4 separate regions of the Homo sapiens genome follow, and all the other regions are linked to region 1. The links are chromatin contacts, found by Hi-C or POLR2A ChIA-PET in ENCODE. All regions are on one chromosome and are shown on one strand. Each heading gives the region's core, a stretch centred on a gene start or an enhancer-like site at or near the end of the contact. The rest is flanking DNA. Distances are from core to core; before and after follow the strand shown. Region 1 holds the start of NAGK (N-acetylglucosamine kinase). Region 2 holds the start of SFXN5 (sideroflexin 5). Region 3 holds the start of SMYD5 (SMYD family member 5). Region 4 holds the start of PPP3R1 (protein phosphatase 3 regulatory subunit B, alpha).

The links. Hi-C counts contacts between places; a loop is a spot of excess contacts on that map. ChIA-PET counts read pairs that join two places held with the same protein, here RNA polymerase II (POLR2A). Pooled maps may share reads with other maps.
Region 2: a loop to region 1 is called in a map of CD8-positive, alpha-beta T cell, with 8 times the contacts of the local background. The contact joins the promoter of SFXN5 here to the promoter of NAGK in region 1. A Hi-C loop is called at or near these places in 1 of 168 maps with a recorded cell type or tissue (CD8-positive, alpha-beta T cell), 2 of 37 single-sample maps with no recorded cell type and 12 of 50 pooled maps. POLR2A ChIA-PET finds 5 or more read pairs at or near these places in 1 of 52 experiments (activated B cell).
Region 3: a map of CD4-positive, alpha-beta T cell shows a loop between it and region 1 (4-fold over the local background). The contact joins the promoter of SMYD5 here to the promoter of NAGK in region 1. A Hi-C loop is called at or near these places in 2 of 168 maps with a recorded cell type or tissue (CD4-positive, alpha-beta T cell and CD8-positive, alpha-beta T cell), 3 of 37 single-sample maps with no recorded cell type and 9 of 50 pooled maps.
Region 4: a loop to region 1 is called in a map of naive thymus-derived CD4-positive, alpha-beta T cell, with 29 times the contacts of the local background. The contact joins the promoter of PPP3R1 here to the promoter of NAGK in region 1. A Hi-C loop is called at or near these places in 1 of 168 maps with a recorded cell type or tissue (naive thymus-derived CD4-positive, alpha-beta T cell), 1 of 37 single-sample maps with no recorded cell type and 7 of 50 pooled maps. POLR2A ChIA-PET finds 5 or more read pairs at or near these places in 2 of 52 experiments (CD4-positive, alpha-beta T cell and activated CD4-positive, alpha-beta memory T cell).

Annotation. Positions count from the first base shown.
Region 1 is chr2:71,066,586-71,070,053 of GRCh38, forward strand. It overlaps NAGK (N-acetylglucosamine kinase), which reads left to right and starts at 2,063. Exons shown (of 10, transcript NM_017567.6): 1 at 2,063-2,127. The coding sequence starts at 2,099. RefSeq lists a silencer at 2,289-2,348.
Region 2 is chr2:73,070,190-73,073,329 of GRCh38, forward strand. SFXN5 (sideroflexin 5) reads right to left here and starts at 1,523. Exons shown (of 14, transcript NM_144579.3): 1 at 1,415-1,523. The coding sequence starts at 1,516. RefSeq lists a silencer at 462-1,251 and enhancers at 1,392-1,441, 1,642-2,121.
Region 3 is chr2:73,212,828-73,216,024 of GRCh38, forward strand. It overlaps SMYD5 (SMYD family member 5), which reads left to right and starts at 1,418. Exons shown (of 13, transcript NM_006062.3): 1 at 1,418-1,535. The coding sequence starts at 1,440. RefSeq lists enhancers at 1,274-1,568, 1,356-1,595.
Region 4 is chr2:68,251,060-68,254,389 of GRCh38, forward strand. It overlaps PPP3R1 (protein phosphatase 3 regulatory subunit B, alpha), which reads right to left and starts at 1,473. Exons shown (of 6, transcript NM_000945.4): 1 at 1,066-1,473. The coding sequence starts at 1,068. It overlaps PPP3R1-AS1 (PPP3R1 and CNRIP1 antisense RNA 1), which reads left to right and starts at 544. Exons shown (of 2, transcript XR_001739527.2): 1 at 544-675. RefSeq lists silencers at 793-902, 1,083-1,132, 1,393-1,832 and an enhancer at 1,923-2,592.

The DNA.
Region 1 (3,468 bases), core at 813-3,312:
TCTTTAAATCAATTATATGGCCATTATTTATTTCATAAATAGGCATTCAGTGACTTTGAAATATTATGGTCCAGATAGAGACAACAGGGTTGTACAACAGAAATATGTAGGTCAAAATTTTAAATATTCTAGTAGTGACACTAAAAAATATAATAGATTGGCAAAATTTAGTAATCTATAATCTTGATCTACTACATCCAGAATGTTATTTCAACATGTGATTCATATAATAGTGACTAATGAGGTATCTTACACTCTTTTTTTGTAGTAAGTCTTTGAAATCCTGTGTGTATTCTACATTGACGGGACATCTCATTTTGGACTAACCACATTTCAAGTGCTCAGTATTCACATATGGATACTGTGCAGGACAGCACACACTAATTGGTAATGTAAATACAAGTTAGTTAAGATCTGTGAAGTACTTTATGGTTTCCAAAACTCTTTTGGCATTTAAATCTTGCGTCAGCCCCAGCAGGTAGATGTTTATCATTTCCATTTTGTAGAGGAGAGGCTGCAGCAATTACCTGTAAGTCACCCAAGCTCATCCAGCTAGTAAATGGTGAACTCAATTCTTGTCTTAAACCTGGGCACTTTCCCTTTTGCTTGCTTGCCTAAACAAGCAATACAAAGACAAACTTAATATTTATACACATACGTCCCATGGCTCATTGCAGTAGTACAGGACAGAAACAATTATTTCAAAATCCACCTACAATCTAGTCTCCAAAAATCCTGCCCAGTTTAATTGCACCACAATCTACTAACTGTAATTCTAAAAATGTGTATGTTGGATAATCTTCCAGCTCTAAAGTGCTGTGAATTAAAAAAATGCCATAGGCAGGCATAAAAAAATCCTACCCTCTATTATATTCTCCATCTGATATAGAATATATGATATATATTCTATAAATGAATACATGATACAGAGTCTATCATGTAGTGATTTACTTTTTACTTTTGTGAATTACAACGTGGTAGGGTAGGAAATGAGAAAGCTTAAAAAGCCTAATTTTCTCACTAAAGCATAACCAGACACAGCAGCCTATTAGGGGTTTCTCCAGAAGATGGCAGGCAGTCAAGGGGGACAGAGTTCGACCCGCGACAGGCCAACTGATTTCCCCAAAAAGATGCCAAGGGCAGCTAACCGCCCTCCTGGCCCGCGAAGCTGCTCCTTGAGGGCCCAAAACTTCCCGGAGGAGCCAGAGGAGGCCCTCAGGAGCCACAGCTCTCCCTGACTTGGCCTGTATTTGCACCCCTAGGGATCCCATTCCCTTTCCCGACGCAGCGCAAGGAAGGGGAGCGGAATGGGGGCTGAAAGGCAATAAAAAACTTGTAAAGCCGTATCTGCTAGTTCTCCCAGTGGGCTATGTCCCTGCAAATATCCTCCACAAGAAGTAAACTGGGTGGGTAGGAAGAGGTGAAGGCTCCCTCCTCAGGGCTGCCGGGACCGCCTCGAGGGCTTGTCTGTTTAGGTCCCAATTCCTCCCGGATCCGTACATTCACACGAGCGCAGGGCAACAATCTGAGCGAGTGTTCGTGTGTGCCCGTGTGACTCGCCATCGCGTGGCAGATGTTCAGTAGAACATTACAGTAATTTCTGTTACAGGTCCATGGGCGCAGGTCCCTGAGCCCACAGCTTCGCGGGGGTCTGGCCGAGCATGCGTCACAACCTACGCGGCCAAGAGCAGTGCGCACGCGCAACCTAACGCGGGACTGCCAGCAACTTCCGGGCGTTTACAGGCAGGCAGGTCAGTGATGTGTCCTAAGGGTCCGACCGACCTAGATACCCCTCTTTGATTCCTCCTCTTGGGATTAGTGTCCATCTCTGGAAGCAGGATCCAGGAGGACGGGAGGGGCCGCTGCGGACCGCAGTCGCTCCACCTGGAGGAGACACCAGAAGGAAGACAGCCTGAGGGACGCAGCCATCCCCGGCTCCTACCGGCGCCCCGCCCCGCGCATGCGCACGCGCACAGGGAGTCAGCTGGCTGCGCGGGAGGTCACGGGAAGTGGGGCGGTGCCCAGACAGCTGGAGGGAAGGAGGTGTCAGGCGGGGAGAGACGCAAACGGCGGGACCAGCAGCGACGGTAGCAGCAGCATGGCCGCGATCTATGGGGGTGTAGAGGGGTGAGTGCGGCCCGGCGGAGGGAGCCTGGGCCCGAAGGCGGGGCGGAAGGCCGTGGCCAGCCTGGCAAGCTGGTGGCCTTGATCCTCGGCGTCCGGGCACTTTGGGCGGCGGGACCTTGCGGTGAAGAGGTGTGTGCACGCGCAGGGGCGCCCTGGAGCGCACAGCTGTATGCCTTACGGGGACTCTGCCTGTGCAACAGCCACACCCCGGGTTGGGGATCCTTTGTGTTTCTTGGCGGAACCACGCCCCTTTCTTCCACGAAACACCCACTCCGCTGTCTTCAGCTGGAGAAGCAGCTCCTTTTTCCTATTCCTGACCTCGGACAGAGTTTTGCAGAACAGGTGTCAGGTGTGAAATTGCTGAGCGCGGGCAGGGTGGGGAGTGGGAGTGGGGAGAAGCGGGACAAAGATCTTGGCTGAGGTTATCCGGGAGCTGGAGCAGCTGCGAGCCAGAGTACTAGGTTGTCCTGATGTCTGAAAACCGCTCCATCCCTGTTGGCCTTCCATGCTGCTTTCACTAGATTGCATTTTTCTGCTCAGAAGCTTGTTTACTGAACTTTTTGTAATAGCTCTGCCCCTGGGTATGACCATGGACAAGATATTTACCCTCCCTGGGCTACAGTTACCGTATGTGCAAAGTGAGGATAGGGATAAATAAGATCGCTATGTCCCTGCCAGTGGCAACATTCTGTGAATCTGAGTTTGTCAAATCAGGGAATAATGGGGGTCGCTGGCCTCTCAGCCAGGGCACTGTACTTTCGAATCTGTGATTGTTTTCACTTCTCTGGCAGCCACACCCCACTGCTGATTCACAGACCCCAAAGTCTTTTCACATGAATTGTTAGGAATGATCTTTCCCATCCTGTATTTGTAGCACTTAAAAAAAACAGTATAGGAGTCTGCATTCATCCTTGTTATAGTCATCTGTAAGATATGACCCGTTTCTTCCAGTTCGTCAAGACATGCTTTTGGATGTGGAATCTGCCACCTCATGTATTAACTACCCCCTTGAAATTTCATGTCCTCTTTGAGTTTGATGAGCGGTCTTCAGTGTCTTCTTCTGCCATTCCTAAAAGTAATGATCAATAAAGAAACATATATCCCATCACCACAGATCTCCCTGTGAACTACTGTGACCCCCAGTAATCAACATTTGAAGGTTTAGTTGCTTAAGTATGTATGAAGTCACCCTGCCATCTGGTCAGCATTTCTAGCAAAGGTGTCTTGAAGACCTTGGCAGCTGGATCTTGAAATGCAGTCTTTAGCTATTGTGAGGGAAGCAGAGAGATGTGCCATTTTTCTTAGGAGTGTTTGCTGAGCATTGCCTGTGCCAGCTCCTGT
Region 2 (3,140 bases), core at 273-2,772, 2.0 Mb after region 1:
AGTCCAGGCAGGGACACCCCGACACTCTCGCCCTAGATGGCCTCCTACACTGGAAGGAAGATGCCAGTCTCGCCTCGGATACCTACATGCTGAGATGGCCTACTTTTAAAAGGAATTAAAGTCCTGTTAAGAAACACTGGGGACATTTTTTTCAGACGGCTCAGGAGCCAAGTTCCCTAATTATCAGCAAAGCTCGGGGCACCCCCTTGCTGGAACCAGTCCCCTTCCACCACAACAACAAAAAAAGAAAAAAAAAGCCACCGCACCGACCTTAGCACAATTTCCTTTCTTCCTTCAAAGTTCTTTTCTGGCCGCCTCGGCTGCCGCCCACCCCTGGCAAGCCCCGGTTCACTTCAGCGGTCTCTCTGCCTGTTTCCTAATAAATTCCGTCTCATTGGTGCGGGAGGCGCGGGAGCCCGAGGGTCTGCGGCGCGGGAGCGGCCCCTCCCCGGCTCCGGTCTCCGGGCCCAACCAGGCGCCCGGGCTCCGCGTTCCACCCCCGCCTCCGCAGTCTAGGGCCGAGTCGGCGACGCCCCAGAGGAGGTCCCGGAGGGAAAGGACCCCTGTCGCCGTGCCCCGAAGAGCCTGAGCGGGTGTGCCCAGAGCCAGTCCCCGGCGGCGCGGGGGCCCGGGCGCGGGAGACCCTCCGCGGAGAACACAGCGAGGAAGAGGCTGGGGGGGGGTTCCCAGGCGGCAGCCCCTCGGAGGGACGACGGCCCCAGGGGATGACACAGCGTTTCCCCCGCACGCCCTGGCTGCGTCCCCTCAGGGCATCGGCCGGCTTGCTGCGTCAGCGAATCCTCAGCCCGAGATGGAGAGCAGGGACGGGGGACGCCGGACCGCCGCTCGCCTCGGCACTCGCCCCCTCAACCTGCTGCGCGCGCCGAGCCCGGCTTGGGGGCCAGGGCTGGGGAGTGACCGCGGGGCGCGACGCTGCCCGGCGGCACCGCCAGCAGCTCGAAAGGAACGTCAGTCCCCACCGGGGGAAAAAGTTAGAAGGCATCCCGGCCACGCCAACTTCCCATCCAGGGCCAGACTAGAACTTTGCGTCCCGGGCGGGCAGCTGCACAACCCGGAGCGACCCTGAGCAGCCGCTCGAAGCCGGGCGCTCGGGACCTTGACCGCAGCCGCCGGTGGCCAATCACAGGGCGCCGCGGGCGGGAAAGGCTAGAGGGCGCGGGCAGTCGGGGAGTGACGGCGCCAAGGGCCAATAGGAAGCCAAGATGGGAGTCCGCGCCCGCCCCGTTGACCAATGGGAAAAGGGTGACTGTGACCGAGGTTCCCCCCCTGGCGCTAGCTGCAGGCTCCGCTGGCCGCGGGTGGGAGACCCTTGGGCGGAAGGGGACTTTGGAGGGGAGTTTGCTCGTCCTCTCTTTGCCACCCGCCGGCCCGCAGACCACAGCCCGGTCCTCACCTGCTGGAAGCGGGGTTTGCCCAGTTGGAAAGGAGGTGCATCGCTCGAGGCGCTAGCGGCACTAGCCGCCGCCGCCGATGCTGTAGTCGCTGTATCCGCCATGGCCACTGACGCCCGCAATCTCCGGCCCTTTTAAAATGTCCCTCCTCGGCCCCCGCCACAGCTGCCTCTCCCGATTGGCCCTAATCAACCGCAGCGAGCGGGAGGCGCAAGGCGTTGTGGGGAGTGTAGTTTTTCGCGTCGCGGCGCTTACAACCGTAGACTGCGGAGAGTTGCGGCCGTCCGGAGAGGTCTCGGTGCCCGCTGTCCGCGTTGCAAGGTGCAAGGTCGGCAGTCCAGGAAAGGTGTTCCTGTACGACGACCACGGGCCACCCCTCGCTGCTTAGTTGCCCCCAGAAGTTAGAGTTGCTGCCGTGGGCGTCGCTCCTGGGGCCAGGCAGCGCAGAAGGGTCCCATTCAAGGGGGAACCTGGGACCAGATGGGCAAAGACTCCAGGCGGAGTAGGGTTAACCTCGGAAGGCTTTCTCCAAGGAGTTGCACTGCGGACCTTCTCGTACTTTCCTCCGTCGCCACCCTGCCCACTCGTCCTGTGCTCTCCGGCTGCCCTGACACTCAGTTCCTGGAGCATGCTGGGGCCTGCCCGCCTCCCGACCCCTGAACATTCTGTACCCGGAAGACTAAATCTTCGCCTGATGCTGGCTTTCTGGCTTTAGCCTAAACATTGCATTTCCCAGTCCATCACTCTGCTTGCACAAAATCCCACAGAGGCTCCGTGGCACCCAGCACTTCTCTTTTGCACTCACAACTACTTACTGTTCTGGACAGTCTTTCTTACTGTAAAGTTCACAGGGCAGGGGCTATGACTTTTTGATTCACTTCAGTTTTCAGAGCCAGACATAAAAGGGCTCACAGTAGAGACTCAAATAAGTGTTGGCTGTGAGTTCATCAGTGGGGGATTAAGAGCCCTGGCAGCTTTCACCTTGTCTGGCCAACCAAGGAAGATCCCTCCTGGGCCTAATTCCTGGGCAGGAGGAGAACTTGGGACTAGGGTGGGTGGGGAGGGTGTTAGGTAAGGGGGAGTATTACAGATTGTGGAGTAAGGATCAGTATGGATAATAAACACATACAGTTGTAGAATGGATTAGCTGAAGATTCCCAGCTGAATTACCTGGTCAGTGAGCCAGACTTCGGGAGCTGCCTGTTTTGCCCAAGATGACAGTAGAAATATTTGGTCTTCTAGGGAACTCCACTTTGGGTCTCATTAGTCTCGTGGTGGAGTGCAGGGTTGGCTCATGTCTGCCAGTGTTTCTGGACACTACATGAGCTGTAGCAGTCAAAGTTTTTCATCCTCTAGTAGTTGAACCACAAGAAACACTTTTCATAAAGCTAGGGGGAGATTCTAGCTAGCCACGAAGAACAATTTGTATCTTGGATTTGTATCTTATCTTAGAGATTCTATCTAGCCATGAAGAACTATTTGTATCTTGGATTTGTATCTTATCTTCCCCTGCTAGACCATGCAACTTGAGAATAGGAATCCATTTCTTACCCTCTGTATTACCAATAAATGGGCCCATCTTAGGTGCGCAATAAATGTGGGTACCCTGGGAGTCAGAAAAGACTAAGTTCAGGCTGCTGGGCAACACTGTGCTGCTGCCCCCTTATAAGGGGCAGGGACAGTGTCATCCAAGAATCCCATCACCTTGATTTAAGGTGCTTTCTCCCA
Region 3 (3,197 bases), core at 168-2,667, 2.1 Mb after region 1:
CCCCAAGTCCGTGGACTATTCGCTCCTTGACACCAGGTTGCAAGCTTGAGGAGAGGCAGGGTCAGTTTCAAGAACCTTTCTCTGTCCCTGCCAACTATCTATCTATCTATAATTATTTGATAGATAATTGTGGCTTGATCACGGCTCATTGCAGTCTAGACCTCCCCAGGTTCAGGTGATCCTCCCACGCATCACCACGCCCGGCAAATTTTTCTATTTTTTGGAGAGACAAGGTCTCACTACGTTGCCCAGTCTGTTCTTGAGCCCGGGAGCTGGAGGCTGCCGTGAGCCGAGATCGCCCCATGCCAGTATGGGCGACAAAGCGAGACCCTGTCTCAAACAAAACTCACAAAATCAGGGGACAAGGAAACAAAACAAGGCTTGATAGTCAGGCCTAGCTGTGGGGACAAATGCCATAGGTCTGTGGTTTGCAGCTTCTTGGGGTCCTGAGAGAACAGGCCCCTCCCCCTTTTCACGACAGTGTGTGCATATGCACACTCACTTCTGTATCCAGTTTCAGAGGTTCTCAGATCTGAGGTCCCCTATGGACTCCTCCGCTACCCCCGGTTGCAAGGTCCCTAAGCCATTGAAGAATCTGACAGAGGCACAAGTCCACCCTGACCTTTGGCAGGACTGTTCTGCTGCCAGAGGGATTACCGAGAAAGGAAATCTTGTCCTGGACTCTTCAAGTGGGGTGAGTGAGCTCCGGGGTATAAGCTAGTCCTTCCCTTCAGGCTGAGAGCTAGACAGGATAGGAGTAAGTTGGCCTTCTGCTGTCCCACTCTAGGGCTGGGTCCAAAGAGCGCTTTACTCAGTGAAGACAGGCCACTGTGTGGACAGAGACAACATACATAGAAACATGCATCGGAGGCCGGGCGAGGTGGCTCACGCCTGTAATCCCAACACTTTAGGAGGTCGAGGCGGGCGGATCACTTGAGGTCAGGAGTTCGAGACCAGCCTGGCCAACATGGTGAAACCCCTAAAAATACAAAAATTAGCTGGGCTTAGTGGCGCACGCCTGTACGCCCAGCTACTCGGGAGGCTGAGGCAGGAGAATGAATCACTTGAACCTGGGAGGCAGAGGTTGCACTGAGCCGAGATCGCGCCACTGCACACCAGCCTGGGCGACAGAGTGAGACTATCTCAAAAAAAAAAAACCACAACAAAACATGCAACGGACTCAAAGATACACACATCAAAACTGTACGCGCACACAGACTCTGATACAGAGGTACAGACACAAAAAGGCACCGATGTAAAAGCACAAAGGCAGGCCCAGTTACACTCCCGTCAACAAACCACGGAACCTAAATTCAGACTTGGTGGAGCCCAAAACCTCGCAGCCTCAGGGGCACTCTCGCCGGGGGCGGGACCAGAAGGGGGTGTGGCCTCTCAGGTCGAGGCGGGGTTAAGGGTCATAAGGCGGAGGCGCGCCCAAGATGGCGGCCTCCATGTGCGACGTGTTCTCCTTCTGCGTGGGCGTGGCGGGCCGCGCGCGGGTCTCCGTGGAAGTCCGTTTCGTGAGCAGCGCCAAGGTGAGGTCGGGGCGGGTCCTGCCGGGAGCCTCTCCCCAGTCCGGCCATGGAGACAGCCCGGCCGGACTCCATGCCCGGAGCCCAGAGGCTTCTGTGCCGCTCGGACGCTACGGCCCTGCCCCTGCTCGCGGCCCGGGGGCTCCCAGTCTGTCCCTGCGCGCAGGCTCGTGGCGCGGTCACGCGATAGACCCGGGCCTCCGGAGTCTCCGTGCGCATTTCCTCCCAGCGGAATTCGGCCAGCCCGCGGGAGGCCCTTCTGTGGCTGCTCGGGGCGGGGCTAGGGGGCTTTGCTGCTGTATCCCTGGAACGGTGGGCGGGGATGTGCCGGGCAGAGAGAACTGAGGTGTAAAAGAGGGAGTCCTCACGAACTTCATGTGTGAGATTTGGGTGAGGGGATGAGGAGAGAGGCCAAGATCCTTCACGAGGGTCCTTGGAGTGCTGAGGAATTTGGACCAGAGTCCAAAGGCCGTGGGGGCATTGGGAGAGTTTTTAGCAGGAAGGTGACGTGATTTTGTCGTTTTTATTGTGTTCCAAAAGTTCATTGTAGAAAAAAATACAAAATGCATGTAAGGAAAGAAAATACAAAAATCACCCATACTTCTATACTTGTGCAAAGATGAGTACGTTAAAATTACATTTTTAGAAACTGCTTTTTGATGCAGCAGTGAATCTTTCAATATCAAGCCTATTTCTACATATTAAGTTTTAAGAGCTGAGTAGTAGCTTCTTCCGTGAGAGGGTCACAGTTCACTCAACCAACCCCTTATTAATGGACCCTTTATTGTTGTATGGTATTTTTCATCCCCAGAGTCAAAAGTCTTAGAGCTCATTTTCTGTGCAAACATCCTCTTGTTTTGTCCAGCAGTATTTTTTTCCTAGTTATCTTTGCCTATTGATATGTGTAAAATTATATTTGTTCTCATTTACGTTTCTTTGGTTACTAGTGAGGTTGAATAATTTATCCTGTGTAGTGGCTGTGTGTATGGTTGGTTCTTGCCCAAGACGTAAGACCTCTAGTTGTCTGTTGTCTGCTCTCAGCGTCATCATATTGATCTAGTTTTCCAGCTCAACCTTCCGTGCCCCCTTTCTGCTCTAGAGGTATCTGGAGCAGTTTGCTCCTTCCCTGGTAAATCAGCTTCCCTACATCCCTGGTCTCCTTACCTGTTCCTATCTCCATCTCCATAGTCTCTAGTGCTCCTGGGTGGCCACAGTTTGAAGGCCTCTCAGTTCCATCATTCTTGGTTTGCAGTGATATTCTTCACCTTTTTCTTCATTAGCCCCCAGTCTCTCAGCCCCTTCCTTTCTTCATTTCTTCCCTCTCGCTTCTTCACTTCAGCCACTCTCCTTGCACAGTTTTCCTGTCCCAGGCTTCTATCAAGGCCCTAGCTGATTGCCCTCTCCTTGCCTACATCTGATCTGCTGCTGGAGAAAATAACATACCTGCCTGGACTTGGTAACAGCATGGATTATCCTGGGCTTTTTGCTTCTCTATTCAAATGAGATTGGTTTGTGATTTTTTTCTCTGTGTTATTTTCCTCAAGTTGCCACATGAGGGTTATACTTGTTTTTTTTTGGTAAAACAGAAATGCTTTCTGTCATTACATTGTTTAAATAGCATGAGCATTATTTATTCTTTAAAGGTTTGAGAGAATTGGGTCATGA
Region 4 (3,330 bases), core at 223-2,722, 2.8 Mb before region 1:
TGATGGAGTATCTGATATACGCGGAATAGCACTCTGAACTTTCTCTACTGTGTATACAACTCTTGATTACAAAGAGGAAACTAACGACTAGGGCTTCCCCGAGCGAGAGAACCGGTAAGGTAACAGGCTAAAAGGGCGTCGTTGATTTCTTGGCTGCAGCGACAGAGGCGGGAGACACACCCCTAGCGTCGGTCTGAAACACTACAGCAGCGAATTCTACCTAGGGATTAATGTGAGGGTAAGGAAAGACAAATTAAAATCGCCATGATTCAAAAACAACCACTCCAAGAGAGAGACACAAGAAGGTACCAAAGAAAATGAAAAAACCCTTGGTAGTAACGGAAGCATGAAAAATTAAGCGCCCCCATTTCTCCCAAACCAAGTTCGCGTATGTTTTCGTGAACAAACACCTTGGATCTTTCCGGTTCGCCAGGGCAGCGAGCAAAGCAGCAGCGAACGGAAACCCCGCAGGGCTGCGCACCGCAGCTAAACCGACGCTCGCAGGAGAGGGGAAGTGAGTGGCAGGGTTCCCTGCCAAGACTCACTGCTGGGAAACAGGCAGTGAGTGGAAGCAGCAGCAGCTCTGGAGAGTAAGTGGGTCTTATGTAAAGTGCCATTTGCCACATATTGTTATTTCCAAAGGATTTCAGAATACCCTCGAACTCGAAAAACAGAGTGAGTGTGGAGGGGAGGGGGGTGCTCCACGTGGAGGAGGGTCGCGAGAAGGAGAGTGCGCCGGGCTGATGGTCAGCGGTGCCCGCGGGGGTCGATGCCGGGCGGGACCGGCGGCGCGGGGGTGGGGCGACGGCGGGGCGGCGGCCGAGCAGCAGAGGGGCGCCCCGCAGAGGCCGGGGGCGGGCGCGGGGGCCCCGCCGCCGTCCTGTCAGCAGCCGCCCCGCCGCCCTCTCCGGCTCGCCCGCAACCGCCGCGGGACCCGCCGGGCCCGGGTCTCTGGAATTTTCCACGGGGGACAGCCGACCGGGGGCGTCGGGGCTCGCCCCCGCACCCGACCCGGACGGCGGCAGTAGGGGGAGGGATGGTGCATCGAGGAAGCCAAGGTCTCACCATTTTGCTCGGCGGGTCGGCGGCTCGCTGGCTCGCTGGCTCGGAGAAGTGTTGCGCTCAGGCTGGCTCGCAGGAAACGGCGGCGGCGGCCCAGCTGCGGCCCTCGGGTCGCCGGCGGGGAGGGGGCGCGCGTGGGGGAGGGGAGGCGGCGCCGCGGGGCCCGCGCCGGCCGGGCGATTGGGCACGCGAGGGAGCGGGCAGGGTAGGGGGAAATAAATTAAGGTCGAGATTCAGAGCCGGAGAGCGCGGGAGGAGCAGCGGCGAGAGGCAGGAGAGGCAGAGAAGAAGAAAGGAGGGGGAGAGGGGGCGAAGACGGCCGGGAAACTCGGGGGCTGCAGCCTCGCGCTCGCGCCGGAGCCGTGACGGACTCACTGCAGCGGCTCGCGCTGACCCGCAACCTCAAGGCACGAAAAAAGGGGAGGGCGGAGAGGGAGGGGAAAGCGGAGTGCTGCAGCGCGCGGGGCGGGGGCGGGGCTTCCGCGAGCGCCGCACATCCGGGAACCTGCGCGCCCCGCTGGGCGGCGAGTGCCGCGGCGCTCTGGCGAGCTCTGGTTGGGGAACGCTGAGCGCGCGGACCACGTTCGCCCCTCAGCCGGCCGCCCCTTGCGTGCAGGGTGGGGGGAGGCCAGGGGCGGGGGCGCGGACGTCGGTGACGTCGCGTGGCGGAGCCCTTCCGGTCATGTGGCTGGAGGCGGGCGGGGAAGAAGGCAAGGCTGGGAGGGGAAGGAGGAAATGCGAGGGTTCCCCGGCGGGAGGAAGCGCGAGGGGTGCGCGAGTGCTAGCGAAAGGGGGACAGGGGCCCTGGAGTGGAAGCCTTGCGGGAGAGGAGGAGCAGAGGAGCAGTCTTAGGGTGTCAGAACCACCCGGATGCCGCACCAAAAAACAGGAAAAATCCAAGTCCTGCGAGAGGCAGTCAAAGGTATCTGTGCATCCGTGTACCGACTTGGATCCACTACAGAATTGCACGGCCCATCAGGACTGCTGTCACCCCGGTGCAGCACCCGCAGGCCCATCTGTAATATGAATTGGCAGAGTCAGGAACCAGGTTGCAAAGACAGAGAAGCGAGCCAAAGCTGGCCGCAGCCCGAGGCGTGGGGAGAACCTGGGCAAACGAGGAGAAGGGATACTTCCCACTCGCAGAAAGACTTTCCACCCAGCTCTGCATTCCCATAAACCGTCCAGACTCCCCTTTGGCGGAGTCCATCAGTTTTTGTTTAAAAAAAGAAAAAAACTCGAATGTAGATTGCCCGCTTATCCTTTTAGTAGAGCTATATCCACTCCTGTGGCAATTATCTTCCCAGAAAATTCAGATTACAATAGGAAATTACATCCAGAAAAGCATAAGGAGGAAATTTATGTTCGAGAGAAGAAATAAAGCTGTCAGGAGAGGTGTGATGAGGATAACGAAGAAAACATTTTGCAACTATTTTAACCAGTTATTCCTTTACAAGCCTTGATAATCGCCCGCACTCGTGTGTGTTTGAGAGTGTGTGTGTGTGTGTGTGTGTGTGTGAGAGAGAGAGAGAGGATGTTTTCTGAGTGATCGGAAACTCCTTATTGATAAAGCCTTTGAGTCATTTTATAAAAAGCCATTGTGTTGTTTTTTTTTAAAAAAGTCTTAATGATCCTTACATGAGAACTTTATTCTTTTTATGTGCTAATTATTTTTCCATATGATGAGCATGCATTTTTTTCTAATAAACGCTCAGCGATTTGCCCTAGGACTAAATGGTTCCTGTCTCTCTTTCTCTCTGTCTTTCTCTCTCTGTCAATCCCCCCCTCCCCGCCCCTCCATCCCTCCCCTTCCCCCTTCAGGAGCTACTTTGCTTCTGTGTCAGGATGAATAAGGAAAAGAACTTAGACATAACAAGCTGTGTCACACAGTGAATGTATCAAGGAAAGGCCAAGAAGGGACACTTTCTTCCACAAGTTTCTTGATTTAAATATGTTGCTATTTGATACTAACATATTACAGAACAAGAAAAAGTCCCTAGGGTATATGTGTAACGTTTTCTAGGTATACTATTTAAAATTAGTTTTTTATCATAAAAAGACGTGCTTTTTAAGAAAAAGTACTGTATGCAAAATTCTTCCTCTCTCCACTTACCAGAGGTAATCATGCTAACTGCATTTGTTTGTGTCCCTTGGACATTTTCAGTGAAAATCAAATTATTTTAACTAAGGGGTATGCACTAAGAAGGAATTCGAGCTATTTGGAATACAGTGGATTTAAAATAACCCATAATTTTGTTGTGTTGGAGGCAA